Linked DNA regions of Homo sapiens: all the other regions are linked to region 1. Evidence: chromatin contacts called from ENCODE Hi-C or POLR2A ChIA-PET data. All regions are on one chromosome and are shown on one strand. Each heading gives the region's core, a stretch centred on a gene start or an enhancer-like site at or near the end of the contact. The rest is flanking DNA. Distances are from core to core; before and after follow the strand shown. Region 1 overlaps MSI2 (musashi RNA binding protein 2). Region 2 overlaps MSI2 (musashi RNA binding protein 2). Region 3 holds the start of MSI2-AS1 (MSI2 antisense RNA 1).

Region 1 (4,768 bases), core at 1,533-4,032:
AGCATGTGGCAGCAGCCCAGCTCCTTCCTTAAGTCCTAAAACTGCAGTCTAAGGAAGACCCAGGCTTGCTCCAAGTAGCTGCAGACATCTGGCTTCTGAAGCCCCCATCATAATAAAACATGGGTGCAACCCCCAGTGCCTCCTCGCCTGCTCTGGGCAGCCACTCCCTCACCACACGTGAAGGCACGGAGCTTTCTGGAAAACAGGGTCTACAGCACTTCTCTGGTGCCAAACCCTGGGACACCTGAGGATTTCCTAAGAGATAAGATGGAGGGCCAGGCTCCCTGAGTTGCCTGTGAAGAGTTTCCCAGAATACCCCACATCACAAATAAAGGTGCTGAGTGGCATCACGAGGGGTGGGGAGCTCAGCATAGTGGGTGACAGGCTAAGGCAGCAAATAGGAGAACACTCATAAAGAAATTTTAAACTATATTCATTGCAAAAGAAAGCAGAGTAAGCCAACCATAAAGGAAATGGTAGTGGGGTCACCAAGGGCTCGACAGGGCTTCAGCCAGGGCCTCAACAATTGGGATTTCCGAAAGGGAAGCAGCAATGCCTGCTGTAGCTGCCAGGATCCTATAGTTTGGGGTGTCATCACTTGACCTCAGCCACTGGATGGCAGATGCAATTCCCCTACCCATGACTGGGTACAAACTTTGCCATCAAGTGCTATTAATCTCACTACCAGCTTTTATTGAGGACTCACTCAGACAACCTTGGCAGGGAGGCAGTACTGGGACATCCATTTTATAGTTGAAGAAACTAAGACTCAGACAGGTAAGTCCGCCCCCCAGAATTACAGAATTACAGAAGTTGGTAACTGGACTTGGAGCCTTTGTCTTTCTGACTTTAAGACCCATGCTCTTAACTATCAATCACCCTATTCTATCTCCCTTGTAGCTGAATTCAATAATATTAAAGCTGAATTCAATAAAATTAAATTTTAAAAATAAATAAAGATTAAAATGCCCATATTGAGTTGGAACAAAGATATGCCACCATGAGACCCAGACAGCTTGATGGGCTGGCTCTCAGCAGAGATGTGCCCCACTCCCCAAACCCAAGCAGTGGGACCTAGGGGATTTGGGGAATCGGAGAGAGTGCATAAGATGCAGGGTCATTCCTCCGGGAGTGGCGGGAGAAAGGAAGGGGCCCCTGCCACTGGGATGGCAGGACCACCTGTTCACCTGCTCTGCTGAACAGTTCCCATTCTCCCACCCAAGTTCTGGCCAGCAATGGCATCAAGAGACTTTTGTGGGTGAACAGAGTTGCCCTCTATAAAACCAATCGCAAAGTATAAGGAACAGCCCTCTATAAAACCAATCTCAAAGTATGAGGAACACTCCTCAAAAGATGATACGTTGCTAGGGCTGGGCCCTAGCAACATATCATCTTCGATTTCACCTACAATCTTCTTGACCATATTTACATTTTAACATGTACAACACTTTAGGTACAGACACTTCTATAAAACTGTTAGAAGTGCAATGAAAATCAGCACTTCTTTTATTTGTCCTAAAATTATTTTCCTCAAACCTTGTACTTATGGTTTTCATGGAATTTGTGTGACCTTCCCTCTTTTAACCTCACTGGGCCATTTCATTTGCACAATGAAAGCTTTGATCTAACAAACCTCCAAGGCCCCCTCCAAACGCTAATGACTAGGATCTCACATCCCATATTCACCTTTCTAATACATCACTTTCATACTCAACCTTCTCCAATCTCACTTTTCCAAAAGATCCTTGTACTAGTGATGACTTTCTAGGATGACCATTAGTCCATAAGATGCCTTTGCATGAATCAGAAAAAGATGCTTCCTTCCTTCAAATGGACGCAGCCTGGCCTCAGAGCCTTGAGTCATTCAAGGTGTTACCTGGCAAGCCCTTAACCTTAAATATCATTGCAATCTTCAGAAGAGCCAGCTTCAGCCCATGAATGCAACCACCCAGGAGAAAAAATGCCTGAAGGAGTCATTCTGGTTTTACAGGTACAAATGCTGTCCATAAACACACACACACACACACACACACCCCCCCACACACACAGAAAAACCCACGAAGATCTTTCTCTTCTTCCCTCTGCCCTCAACTTTTCACTGATGCTTTTCTTTAAGGGCAAATAGTTGCCAAGGTCTATAACTGCAAGCTTTGCAACTCCCCGTGGGAGCCAAGCCTGCCAAGTGTGGTGCCTCAAATAGCAGCCCCCAAAGCTGTGGGGTTCACTGAGTATCATTCAAGACAGAAGCAGGAAAGCATGTGTGTGACCACAAGACCTCAGAAAGGAGATGGGGCTGTACAGAGATCCTGGCTGGATGATCAAGTCACTAAGGTCAAAGGTAAGGGCAAAGACTCAGTCAAGAGAAACAACAGAGCACCTTCAGCTCATCAAAAAAAAAGATTAATGTATTAATCGGAACACTAAGCATTTCTCCCTTGAGTATTTTCTCTTCCTATTTACTGATCAAATCTTTGTGAATGAAAGCACAATCCTCTTACTGGATCAAGAACGACACATACACAAAAGCCCCTCAACTGAAAAATCAAGTCGGGCAGGTCATGATTTCACCTTTATGTGAACAGGATGCAACCACAAAGGCCTGGATAGGGAGCTGGTGGCGCAGCTCCCACCAGCGTCATCGTTAATAAGTAAGCAGCAGCGGCCTATGCAAAGCTCTCCTCGCCCTGGCAAGCACACTGACCAGGTCTGAGCAGGCACGACCCAGCGGTGCCAAGAAAGCACAAGGTCTGGGGCAGAGCAGGAGGGAGGGGAGGTGTCTGTGTGCTGCCGAATGAAGCTCAAGTGGCTGGATCCAGCTCCGAAGGCCAGAAGCTCTAAGCAGCCCCTTCTACACCACACCACCCACTTCCTAATGTTGTTTTTCCCACCGGCGGTGGACTCTGACTCTGGGTGGCCTTGGGGGTCCTGGAGCTTAAGACCATGCAGAAGCTGTCACTCGGGAGACCAGAAGTTCAGAAGTAGGAGCTGCAGCCGCCTGGGTCTGTGGTTCTTGGCTGCCCCGAGAGGCAGTTCCTCTGCTTGGGGAGAAAGCAGGGTCTTTGTGGCAGTGAACAAGGCTGTCCTCAAGGAGAAACGGGGCCAGAGCTGCTTTGTTTTCTCAGGAAGGCCTGAATCATTAAGGAGAGAGCAAGCTCTCGAGCACACAAGATGAGAACAAATCAGCCCCGAGAAGCGGGGAAGGGTCTACTGAATGGGCCCTGGGCAGCTGGCCTGGGAGGTGCAATGTTGGAGCGTCTCAACCGGTCCAAAATAACCACACCAATTTGCACACGAATAAGCAAACACAAAACCCCAAAGCGAGGACATTCAAAACCGAAAGCAGCTGCTAATCACCTGTTTAATTTTTTTTTTCTTAAATTAGCTGCAACGAAGAATTTTCAAACTCTCAAATACAATACACGGCTTAACATTTTCATACACCTGTAAAACCAGTAAGTTAAATCCCATTACAAAAGACTCCAACTTATAAAGGAGCAGTTCAAATACAGTTCTTATCAAATATAAACAATGGAAAATGATTTAGGCATAAAACATCAGTCACTGGAAATTAACATTTGAAAAAAATTTTTTTACATAAAAACCATCTGTGTATTGAGATGGTGCACTCTGCTAAACCACAGGCCTAATTAGGAAACTAGGAACCAAGGCATTACAGAGCAATGCATTAAGTTTTGTGTGTTTTCGTCTTTGGGGGAGGGGGGATCTTGCTGAAATCTTATCAATACTGTGTTGTTCTTTCTTCTCTGTACATCTAAAATGATGTCTATGTCGGATTGCTAAGAGTGCTTTTGGCTGACAGACAAAACACAACTTGTCTTAGTCTGGGGTGGTTCTCCCTGCTGACGTCCCCACCCAAGGATAATCTGCTTAAGAGTCCAACCAGGGCATCAAAGTTATCAAGAAGATAAAAATGAAGAAACATGCCCGCCAAAAAAGAAGTTATGCAAAGAGGGGAGATCTGGTATGTGTGGGTAGTAAGGTCCAGAATTAAACCTTTCTTTCCCCGTCACTCTCTTTCCTAAGCAAAAGATTAAAAAAGACTGGCCAGGCACGGTGGCTCAAGCCTGTAATCCCAGCACTTTGGGAGGCTGAGGCGGGCAGATCACCTGAGGTCAGGAGTTCGGGACCAGCCTGGCCAACGTGGCGAAAACCCAACTCTACTAAAAACAGAAAAAATTAGCTGGGCGTGGGGGTGGGTGCCTGTAATCCCAGTTACTTGGGAGGCTGGGGCAGGGAGAATTGCTTGAACCCGGGAGGCAGAGGTTGCAGGGAGCTGAGATTGTGCCATCGCACTCTAGCCTGGGAAACATAGCCCATGTCCTAGCCTGGGAAACATAGCCTATGTCATCTAAATGCCACTTTACATCTTCCAAAGTATTTGATGGATATCTTAGTTGATGCACCCAGCTCAGAAACTAAGTCTCAGAAAGGTTAAATGGCACATCCAGGGTCACAGAGCAAGTTATTAAAAGGTGAGCCAGAGTCTGGAACCCGCCAGGCCCTGCCTGCCCCCATGGCCTCTCAAAATAGCATTGCCAGAACAAGGGAGGGGGTTTGGCCCAACCCTCAGAGCAAAAGAATCATGTGGTCATGATCAGTGGTAACCACGAAAATCAGCATGTGATTATAATTCAGGAGTCTGTGTTTTGAGGGTAAAGACACCAGTTCCACTTGAGTTTTGGCACGCATCCCTAACAGAAAGGTCTGAGGCAGAAAAGGAAGAGAAAAATAAGGGAGACCAAAGAGG
Region 2 (4,630 bases), core at 465-2,964, 170 kb before region 1:
CGCTGCTCCCACCCACACAGAAACGACATTGCAGAGTGGGAGGGCCCTGGATGAGAGGGAGGGCAGTGGGATGGCGGCTCTTCCCTGCTGAGGCTTCCTGGCATGTCTCTGCCCTCCACAGGCTGCAGCCCCTCAGGCCAGCTTCTCAATCATCTTTGAATAGGAGGCCCTGCCTTTCCTCTAGTTCTGGGCTCCACACATTTTAGAGTTGGTCCTGCCCCCACTGCAGGCATCTTCAGCTCTGGCAGGTCCGAGGGTGCTAGCAGAGGTTCTGGCTTGGCTGGGGGCAGGAGTGTGCATGCACCAAGGCCCTGCCCACGCTCCTTCCTGCCAGTGCCCACCAGGACTCCTGGAGAGCCAGCAATGATGTCCCGAAGCCATTCTGAGCAGCGGGCCTTCCAACAGACCATCCTCCACCTCACAACGGGCAAAAAACTCTTCCCACGCCCGTCCCAGACGAACCGCCACCCCATCTCTGCGGCCCAGCACTTTCCTTTCTCCCTTTTGGAAAAAGGGAAGAGGCTTCACCCACAGCAACAGGGATCTGGTTAAAAATAAGAGAGGACTTTTCCCGGCACATCCTCTGGGCCTTCACCCAGAAGTCCAAAGTCCGGTGTTTCAACCCCACCTCTGCCATGACCAGCCCTCTCCCTGCCCGGCTCTGAGAGTTAATGAGACGATACCAGTGTGAGCCCCCAGCACAGGGCTTGACACACAGCAGATCAAAAAATACTTTCACTGATTTTCAAAATAAAAGGACAACAGTATCACCTGGGGGCAACTCTGGAATCTCCCAGGACTATGAATTCTAACACTGAACACCAGGTGCCAAACTCAAATGGGCATCACCCACCCTGAAAATAAATAGCTGGCAGTGCTCTTTTTAACAAATGCATTCCCATCTGGACACAGCAGAGAAACAGCAGAATTTGAAATCAATAGTCCTGAGACCCTGCTCAGCCATGGGTCTCTCAGTTGCCTCCTCTGAGCCTTGGTTATTTTTCCAACCGGACGGAGGTGATGATAACGCTAATAATAAGAGCTAACATTTACGCACAATTGACTAGATGCTTGGCATTACACTCTCCGAGCAATCCTGTGAGGAGGTTCTATGATTACCCCCATCCTACAGATGAATAAACTGAGGCATAAAGAAGTTAAGTGATTTTTCCCAATGTCACAACAACCCTCCAGGGGCTGCTGTGAAGGTCACATTAGGAGATGCATCTGGAAGTCCGGCTTGGAAACCATAAAGCTAGATTGACAGAATGTGGATGATGATGGAGGATAATCCTCAATTGCCCACCACGGGCACCACCTTCATCTCACTCACTGGGCTCTCACTCCCCAGCAATGCAGTGGACAAAATCGATCATTCCACACCTGCATGCCCCTCCTTTCTCTCCCTGCTTCTCCACTGCTCCCCACCCTCCACCCCCTGCCATCTCTTCCCTCCATAAATACCACTTGACACCACTGTTGTGCACCCAATGCTCCATTCTCCCATTCTGAGGATGCTGTAGAGGGATGCATTTGAAGCCAGATTACCAGACGCACTCAGGATATCCCCCTCCTTCTCCCAGCCCCGCCAGCAATGATTCCCACTCCACTCCTTCTTGCCTTTCACTCACTCTGCCTTCTCCAAACAGGAAAGACATACAGTCAGTGCTGGGTAACTGTTTCTAATCACAGGTGACAGCAGGAATGTAAACAACACAGGAAACATCTAAATGCGATCCAAGTGGCAAGGAAATGCTGCTCACTCACAGGCTCCCTCCCTTGAGGGCACCAGCACACCATTTCCTGCCACCCCCTTAGGAAGCTCTGCTCATTAACACCCTGTTAATAGGAACCCCAGAAACCTGAGCTTCCGGAGAACAGAACACTAAGTCATCACCTCCTTTGACTCTGCTACCTCCAGGGAGGACTTTTCTAGATGCCTCCAATTTTTCTGTTTAAAGCAATAAATTTAATGTGTTCTTTTTGGGGAAGGAAGAGACTAAGGGCAGGGCCAGAGACCCTTTTGAGAATTTGTCCAAACCTAGGGATCTTCACCCAAGAAAAGTATAAACATATGACATTTTGCATGTCATTGCAGAGGTTCATAGACTCCAGGTTAAGACCCATTTTTTGTAAAGTGGATGGGACAGAAGCAGCACAGGGAAAAACACAATTAAGTACAGATGCCCTCTACACATTCCAGAGGCCCCACGGAGCATTCCCAAGGCTGTAATCACTACACACCCAACGAACCTACAATGTTTTATTTTGATTTTTTGGCTCTTTAGATTGACAGTCTGCTCCTAAAGAACCTCCTTCAATACAAATTGATAACTCAATTGAGTCACTGCTGTGAATAATTTCCACTTGGATCGCTTAGTGCCGAGGTTAGCAAGGGACCCAGAAAGGCAGGATTAGAGAGGTACATCTGAATATGTGTGTCAGGGATGGCTGCATAACTAAACAGGAGTTCCTAGGCCAGAAGGAAATGGTTTTTCAGCTATCCAGTACTGGAACTCTTTGTGCTACTGGGACTCTCCGTGAATAAAGATCTTCAATGGATGGTCACCTCTACCTGCTTGACTCTGGACTCTTCACTGTATCTTTTGTCAGTGGGACTGGGGATGACAGACAGAGAGGCCAGGAGAGGGTGAACGCAACCCTCTTACACTGGGGTAATCTTACCTCTGTGCCTGTTGGTAGTTTTATCAAACATCAGCATTGCATCTTCCACCTGCAAAACAAATATAGAATACAGGCTGCCTTAGGAATTTTAAGAAAGTACACAAAACATTATATGCATGTCGGGGGGTGAGGGGGTAGTTTCCATTACAGAAGTAATAGTTGCTTATCAAAAAATATTTGAAAATGCAAAAAAGTAGAAAGAAAAAAAAACAGTGGTCTTTCCACTCCACACCGTTGTATACAGTTAACATTTTATATAGTTCCCTTTAGTGTCTGCTTTTTATTTTTTGAGACAGGGTCTCACTCTGTCACCCAGGCTAGAGTGCAGTGGCACCATCACGGCTCACTGCAGTCTCGACCTCCTGAGCTCAAGCAATCCTCCTGCCTCAGCTTCCTGAGTAGCTGGGACTACAGGCATGTACCATCATGCCCAGTTATTTTATTTTATTTTTTTAGAGACAGGGTCCCACTATGTTGCTCAGACTGGTCTTGAACTCCTGGGCTCAAGTGATCCTCCTGCAGCAGCCTTTCAAAGCGCTGAGATTATAGGTGTGAGCCACTGCTCCAGGCCTGGAGTATTTTTTTTCTAAAGAAAGAAAAAACTATGACTATTTCAATATAGTTTAAATCATATAGTATATGGAATTTGTCCTTTTGTTAACCTGTAACATTACAATATGGCAAACAATTTCCAGGTTAGTATATCATGTATACTACTATCTTGACCGATGCATATTTCCCAGTGTAAGAAGCCATAGCTTACTTAATTATTGCCCTTCTAATAGACATGTGAATTGTTTTTAGTGATAAACAGTGAAGCTTGAACATCCTGATTGTTATGGGCTCAACTGTGTCTCCCAAAATTCATAGTTGAAGTCCTAACCCCCAGGACCTCAAAATGTGACCGTATTTGGAGAGAGGTTCTTCAAAGAAGTAATTAATTTAAAATGAGATCATTAGGGTGGGCCCTAATCCAATATGACTGGTGTCCTTATCAGAAGAGATTAGGACACAAACACAAACAGGGAAGACCATGTGCCAACACAGGGAGAAGACTGCAAGCCAAGGAGAGAGGCCTCAGAAGAAACCAACCCTGCCACACCTTGATCTTGAACTTCTAGCCTCCAGAATTGTGAGAAAATACATTTCTGTTGTTTTAGCCCTCCAATCTGCGTTACTTTATTATGGCAGTACTAGCAAACAAATACACTGATGCTAGGACCTTTTTAAAAACATCAAAGAGAAGAACATAATAAAATAGCAAAGGCGTCCTCTGTCTCTCTTGCTAATCCCTTCCAGACCCCTCCCACGCATCCTGTAACCCCTTCTGCATGTTTCTGGCAATAAGATTTCAGGGTCCACACTCAACTCCCACGTAGAGCTCAAGGAACTCACACTTAATGAACCAGATTCCGCTCTGGAATGCACTCCTTTTATGAGTATTTATGACCCACTCCTTTATCCCACAGAGCACACATCTTTAGCACAGGTGTTTGTCCTCACCCTTCAGCTACGCACCGGGGGAGGGCACCTGGTCTGACCAGTGTGCAGCCTACTCTCTTCATTTACTTTGTGCTCAAGGTTGATGGTAAAAATACAACCCAGTCCGTGTGGCTGTAGGGGGGGTAAAACTGTTAGCGGGGGGCCCTGTCCTCAGAGCAATTTCACTGTGTGCCTGTGGCTAAGAAGGACTGAGCACCGTTGATGTGCACTCAAAGGCTCACAAATGAGCTTGGGGGCTGGCGCTAATCCCTTTGAGAAAAGGAATCGTGGGCTATTCATGCCTCACTCCTCCCAGACTACAATCTCCAATGGAGGGGAAGACGCTGGGCAAAGCAATAAACCAAGGTTTAAAATGGTGCCTGCAGACAAATCAAACGTATTTTTCTAGATGCGATCAAATGTAATAGGGGGAAGAGCAAAGTCAAGGTAAGAATGGAAGATG
Region 3 (4,452 bases), core at 1,336-3,835, 250 kb before region 1:
GTCTCTGTTTTCAAGGTGCACAGCTGGCAATGCCACAAAACACTCCCAATACCAGGGATGTGCCAACACCCCCCACCCCAACAAAATTGATGGGATTTGTTCTGAAATTTTCTTCTCCCAATATGCTGCTTTGTTCGACAAACTGGCCTTAGAAGAGAGGGTGTGGCTTCCTCATAGTCCCCATGGTAATGGGTTCAGAATAATGACCTAGCCCCTGGACACCTAGCCCCTGGACACCTAGGGCAGCAGCATGTTCCTTTAGAGAACAAAACGAAGGCCTGATGGGAGTGTGGCCCCTGTGGTCGCTAACACTCTTGTCCTTGCTGCCCACTGGGTTGGGTGCCTCCTCCCATCAGCATCCACAGCAACTCAGCAAGGAGGTTTGCAGTTTCTAACTCCTTACTCAGGAATCATTTCAAATTTACAGAAAAGTTGCAAGGAGAGTATCCTTTACCAGAATTCACCTACTGCTAACATTTTGTTACTTTTGCCTTATCATTTGCACACACTCCTGAGCCCTCTATATGTAGAATTTTTTTTTTTTTTAGACGGAGTCTTGCTGTGTCGCTCAGGCTGGAGTGCAGTGGCGTGACCTCAGCTCACTGCAACCTCCGCCTCCCGGGTTCAAGTGATTCTCCTGCCTCAGTCTCCCGAGTAGCTGGGACTATAGGTGCACGCCACCACGCCCTGCTAATTTTTGTATTTTTAGTAGAGACAGGGGTTTCACCACATTGGCCAGGCTGGTCTCGAACTCCTGACCTCGTGATCTTCCCGCCTCAGCCTCCCGAAGTGCTGGGATTACAGACGTGAGCCACTGCACCTGGCCAGGATTTTTTTTTCCATTTGAGAGTAAGTTGGTATGCGTTTCATAAACATGAGGGCATTTTCTTACGTAATCATAGCACAGTTATCAGTCTCAGTACGTTTAACATTAATGCAATACTTTACCTTCCATACGCTTGTTTTGCCAGCGGACCCGATAATGACCTTTATAGCTATATATCCATCCCACGGAGCAGGAAACTGAGGCTCAGACTCAGACATCTAACCTGTGGTCCAGACCCAGTACCTGTGTGCAGGGCTGGGATGTTAATCCCGATCTGCCTATAGCCCCAGCCCAAGCCAGGAGAGTGGGTGCTGTGGCCCTGCGTTACACCCTCTCCCTAGCGGGGAATGCTTAGCACTGGCTTTCAGAGGAGGTGCTGGAGCTTCTGCAAGAACAGCTTCCCTGCAGCTACTATGAGTGGCCACTCCTCCCCAGTGGATCCGAAGCCCTTGCAAAGGTAAGCTCACTGCCCTGGCATCTTTGGGGATGGTGGCTGGCAGTCTGAGGAGTATGCCAAGCTTTGGGAAGTAAAGGGCTTTTGTTTTTCCCTGGTCTCTGTACAAAAGAACCCAGTCAGCACGCGGCCTTGGGGCCCAGAGGGAAATCCAAGCCCTGGACCTGTGGCCTTGATGTACCATCCAGGACAAGGAAAGCCTGTTTGGCCTGAAGAGGCCAGTGTTTGCAGTTTCATTTCTCACTCCAAACAGGTCGTGTCTGAGACTGTTTAGTCCTCCAGAGGGAGAGGCCTATTTCGATGGATAAAATTCCCCAGTGCTCAGGTATCAACCTTGACCGTCTGACTGTCTGGCTAACAGAAAGGGGAGGGGAGCAGAGGGAGGAAAGGGCTCAGGAGGAGAGGAGGTCCTGCAGCTTCTAGGGTGGGTATCTGTCCTTCTGTGGCGTTTCCTAACAGACATAAGAGGCCTGACCTGGTCTTGCGCCTGATCAGCTTGACCTCTTCCCCAGCCAGGTTCTGGTGGGTTTGAGGCCAACATTGTTTCTCTGAAGATCCTCACCTCCGGACATTAGGCCCTGAGCCCTGCCCAGGGAGATGGTGAAGAGGAGGGGAGATGCTACTCAAGTGTAAAGTGTCTTGCCTAGAGCCTGACAGCTACACACATCTTGCTACTGAGGCAGGAGGGGTGAGCTTGGCCTCCAGAGACCACATGTCACACATACCTCCCTGCACAGCCCTCCTTTGCCATCCAGTGGCCACAGCCTTTTTTCTTCCTGGTCACTGCTCTCCTGCCCCCTCTGCCAATCACAAGCCTTTCTGGAGACCCCACAAAAAGCAGGACATTTTGTAAGGCTCTTGCAGGTTTATAATCAAGATTCGGGGAGACCCACCCTCAAGGAACTTGCAAAGCAAGGAAGATAAACACAAAACAAGCCCTTGATCAGAGTTCAACTCCTACTGTGTACCTGCACGGCACCTGGCCCTGAGTCAGCCTCACAGCAGAACGAACAGGGCCCATGACAAAAAGACGACAAGGGGTCCTTTGACCAACAATGACTAGGATTTGCAAGACGGCAACAAAGAGCAGAGCATTAGACCAGCGTGGGGGGCCTCTGAGGACAGGGCCAAGCGACGGCTCAGGCCTTACACCCAGGAAGCTGGCACTGCTGAGAGAGAGCTGTTGAATGTGTTGGAGAAAGAGGCTATGATGTAACAAGGAGAGGGGGTGGAACCCACCTAGGGGAGGTGAAGTGGCCCGGGGAGGGAAACGCAGGAACCTCGGCTGCCCTCCATGTGCAGCTCCCACTTGAGATGGGCATGTCACCATCACTCCTGCGTGAGCTTCAGAGAGCCAGGTCACCTCTACTCAGTTCTAACATCTGCTCCAGGGTTTCAATTCCATCCTGTTGCTCTTCTTGCCCAGGGCCAGAGGCCAAGATGGATTCCTGACTAGCGTGAGTATGTGGCCAGGTGAGGGCAAGGCCTTAAGAAGCCAGTAAGGGGCTAGGGGGTTGGTGAGGCAGCAATTGCACCCCTGTAAATCCTGGCAGCTGTGCTGGGAAGCCCTGGTCCTTCAATCTGGCAGGGGAAGGGTCCCTAACCACTCTGCAGTCCTTTTCCCTCACTGGTACAAGCCCTTCTGCTCCTTTGCAAACTCAGGTAGTCATATAGTTTGGATATTTGTCTCCGCCCAAATCTCATGTTGAAATGTACTCCCCAGTGTTGGAGGTGGGGCCTGGTGGGAAGCCTCTGATTCATGGGGGTGGATCCCTTGTGAATGGTTTGGGCCACCTGCTTGGTGATGAGTGAGCTCTTACTCGGAGTTGCTTAAAAATGTGTGGCACCTCCCTGCACTCTCTCGCTTGCTTGCACCTGCTTTCACCAAGCGACGTGCCTGTTCCTACTTTGCCTTCCTCCGTGAGTAAAAGCTCCCTGAGGCCCCACCCCAGAAGCCTAGCGATGTTGGCACCATGCCTGTACAACCCGCTGAACTGTAAGCCAACTAAACTTCTTTTTTAAATAAATTACCCAGTCTCAGGTATTTCTTTATAGCAACGCGAGAACGGCCTAACACAGACAGGCTTCCCAGCTGGTCACTGTGGATACTGGAAAGTGAGCGGAAGAGACCCTCCCTCCTCCCTTCTCAGACATCATAATCAGGCACTGTCCTTGTGGACAGGGACCAGCGTGTGGCCAAGCACCAGGGGACCTACTTGTAAATGATAACTTTCCTTGTTCTACTGCAAAAAGGTCCTCATGGATGTGGGACCTGCCCATGCAGTCTACAGAGGAAGGGGTTACTGTGCAAACAGAAATGGAGCTGCCAGCTTCCATAGGGAAAGGCAGGCAGCAGGAATGTCTACCTTCCAGGACACATGCATGTTATAAATGGCCCAGACCTGTTTGCAAAAGGCATTGAGAGACCTGTTAGATTTATAATCTTGACTCAGGAGGGTTACTCTGGGGAGGAAGGCACGCACTGTTTATTGAGTGCTATCCATAACTAGGCACAGCCACAACATCCTTGTAATTTTCATATATTACATAACATATACACATAATGGATATAAAGCACAGTGCCTGGCACACAGAAGTCCTCAAAGAATGTCCATGGTTGTCAACTCCCTCATTGCATGGAGCCTCATTTCCTCTGTGCGATGGCCTTACCCGCCTCGTAGTTACAGCAGAAAAGGACACAGAAGTTCTAAGGAATGACTTGCCCAAGGTCACAAAGCACAGTCAGAATCCAATCATAGACCCCCAGCTTCAAAACCCCTGCTCCCTCCTCTGGGTCTCTGGCTGCCAGCCACCCCCCCCCATCACCCCACCTCACACAGCCCTTCCCCACACTCTCCACCCAACCCTCAAGGCCTATCTGCGTCTAGTTCACAAAGCCTTTCCCGATGCTAGCTTCCACAACTGATCTCCTTACCACTTCCAGAATTAATTTCATCCATTGTTTCCTCTGCTCAGTGTTTTATTACAATCAGTGATGGCAAAGTAAAATAGGTCATAAACCAAAAATAAACATTAAGCATCTACTATTTACCAAGCAGCGGCTGGGTGTGGACACAGAAATGAATGTGGCTGAGATGTGGCTCTTCCCTCAGAGGTCCTCAGAATCTGGGCAATGGGTAGAGAGGAGCTGGTCCCCAATATCACCTGAGAT

Evidence for each region. A loop is a pair of places that touch in the nucleus more often than their neighbours do. ChIA-PET counts read pairs that join two places held with the same protein, here RNA polymerase II (POLR2A). Pooled maps may share reads with other maps.
Region 2: a loop to region 1 is called in a map with no recorded cell type, with 2.4 times the contacts of the local background. The contact joins two enhancer-like sites. A Hi-C loop is called at or near these places in 2 of 168 maps with a recorded cell type or tissue (aorta and endothelial cell of umbilical vein), 3 of 37 single-sample maps with no recorded cell type and 4 of 50 pooled maps. POLR2A ChIA-PET finds 5 or more read pairs at or near these places in 3 of 52 experiments (B cell, OCI-LY7 and activated CD4-positive, alpha-beta T cell).
Region 3: a loop to region 1 is called in a pooled map, with 4 times the contacts of the local background. The contact joins the promoter of MSI2-AS1 here to the enhancer-like site in region 1. A Hi-C loop is called at or near these places in 9 of 37 single-sample maps with no recorded cell type and 5 of 50 pooled maps. POLR2A ChIA-PET finds 5 or more read pairs at or near these places in 1 of 52 experiments (endothelial cell of umbilical vein).

The regions. Positions count from the first base shown.
Region 1 is chr17:57,355,470-57,360,237 of GRCh38, reverse strand. The region is part of intron 5 of MSI2 (musashi RNA binding protein 2); the gene reads right to left. Among named protein-coding and RNA genes, the nearest start is that of MSI2, 100 kb to the right of the region's middle. Within about 2 kb of position 2,782, at least 23 of the 41 ENCODE cell types and tissues checked have a DNase peak (open chromatin) inside an H3K27ac peak, as active enhancers do; they include OCI-LY7, where a contact is called at or near this core.
Region 2 is chr17:57,527,780-57,532,409 of GRCh38, reverse strand. It overlaps MSI2 (musashi RNA binding protein 2), which reads right to left. Exons shown (of 14, transcript NM_138962.4): 7 at 2,686-2,734. Among named protein-coding and RNA genes, the nearest start is that of MSI2-AS1, 78 kb to the left of the region's middle. RefSeq lists an enhancer at 3,770-4,602. Within about 2 kb of position 1,714, at least 3 of the 41 ENCODE cell types and tissues checked have a DNase peak (open chromatin) inside an H3K27ac peak, as active enhancers do; they include OCI-LY7, where a contact is called at or near this core.
Region 3 is chr17:57,606,545-57,610,996 of GRCh38, reverse strand. MSI2-AS1 (MSI2 antisense RNA 1) reads left to right here and starts at 2,585. Exons shown (of 3, transcript NR_110807.1): 1 at 2,585-2,737. All of the region lies in intron 8 of MSI2 (musashi RNA binding protein 2), which reads right to left. RefSeq lists enhancers at 1,889-2,481, 2,482-3,076.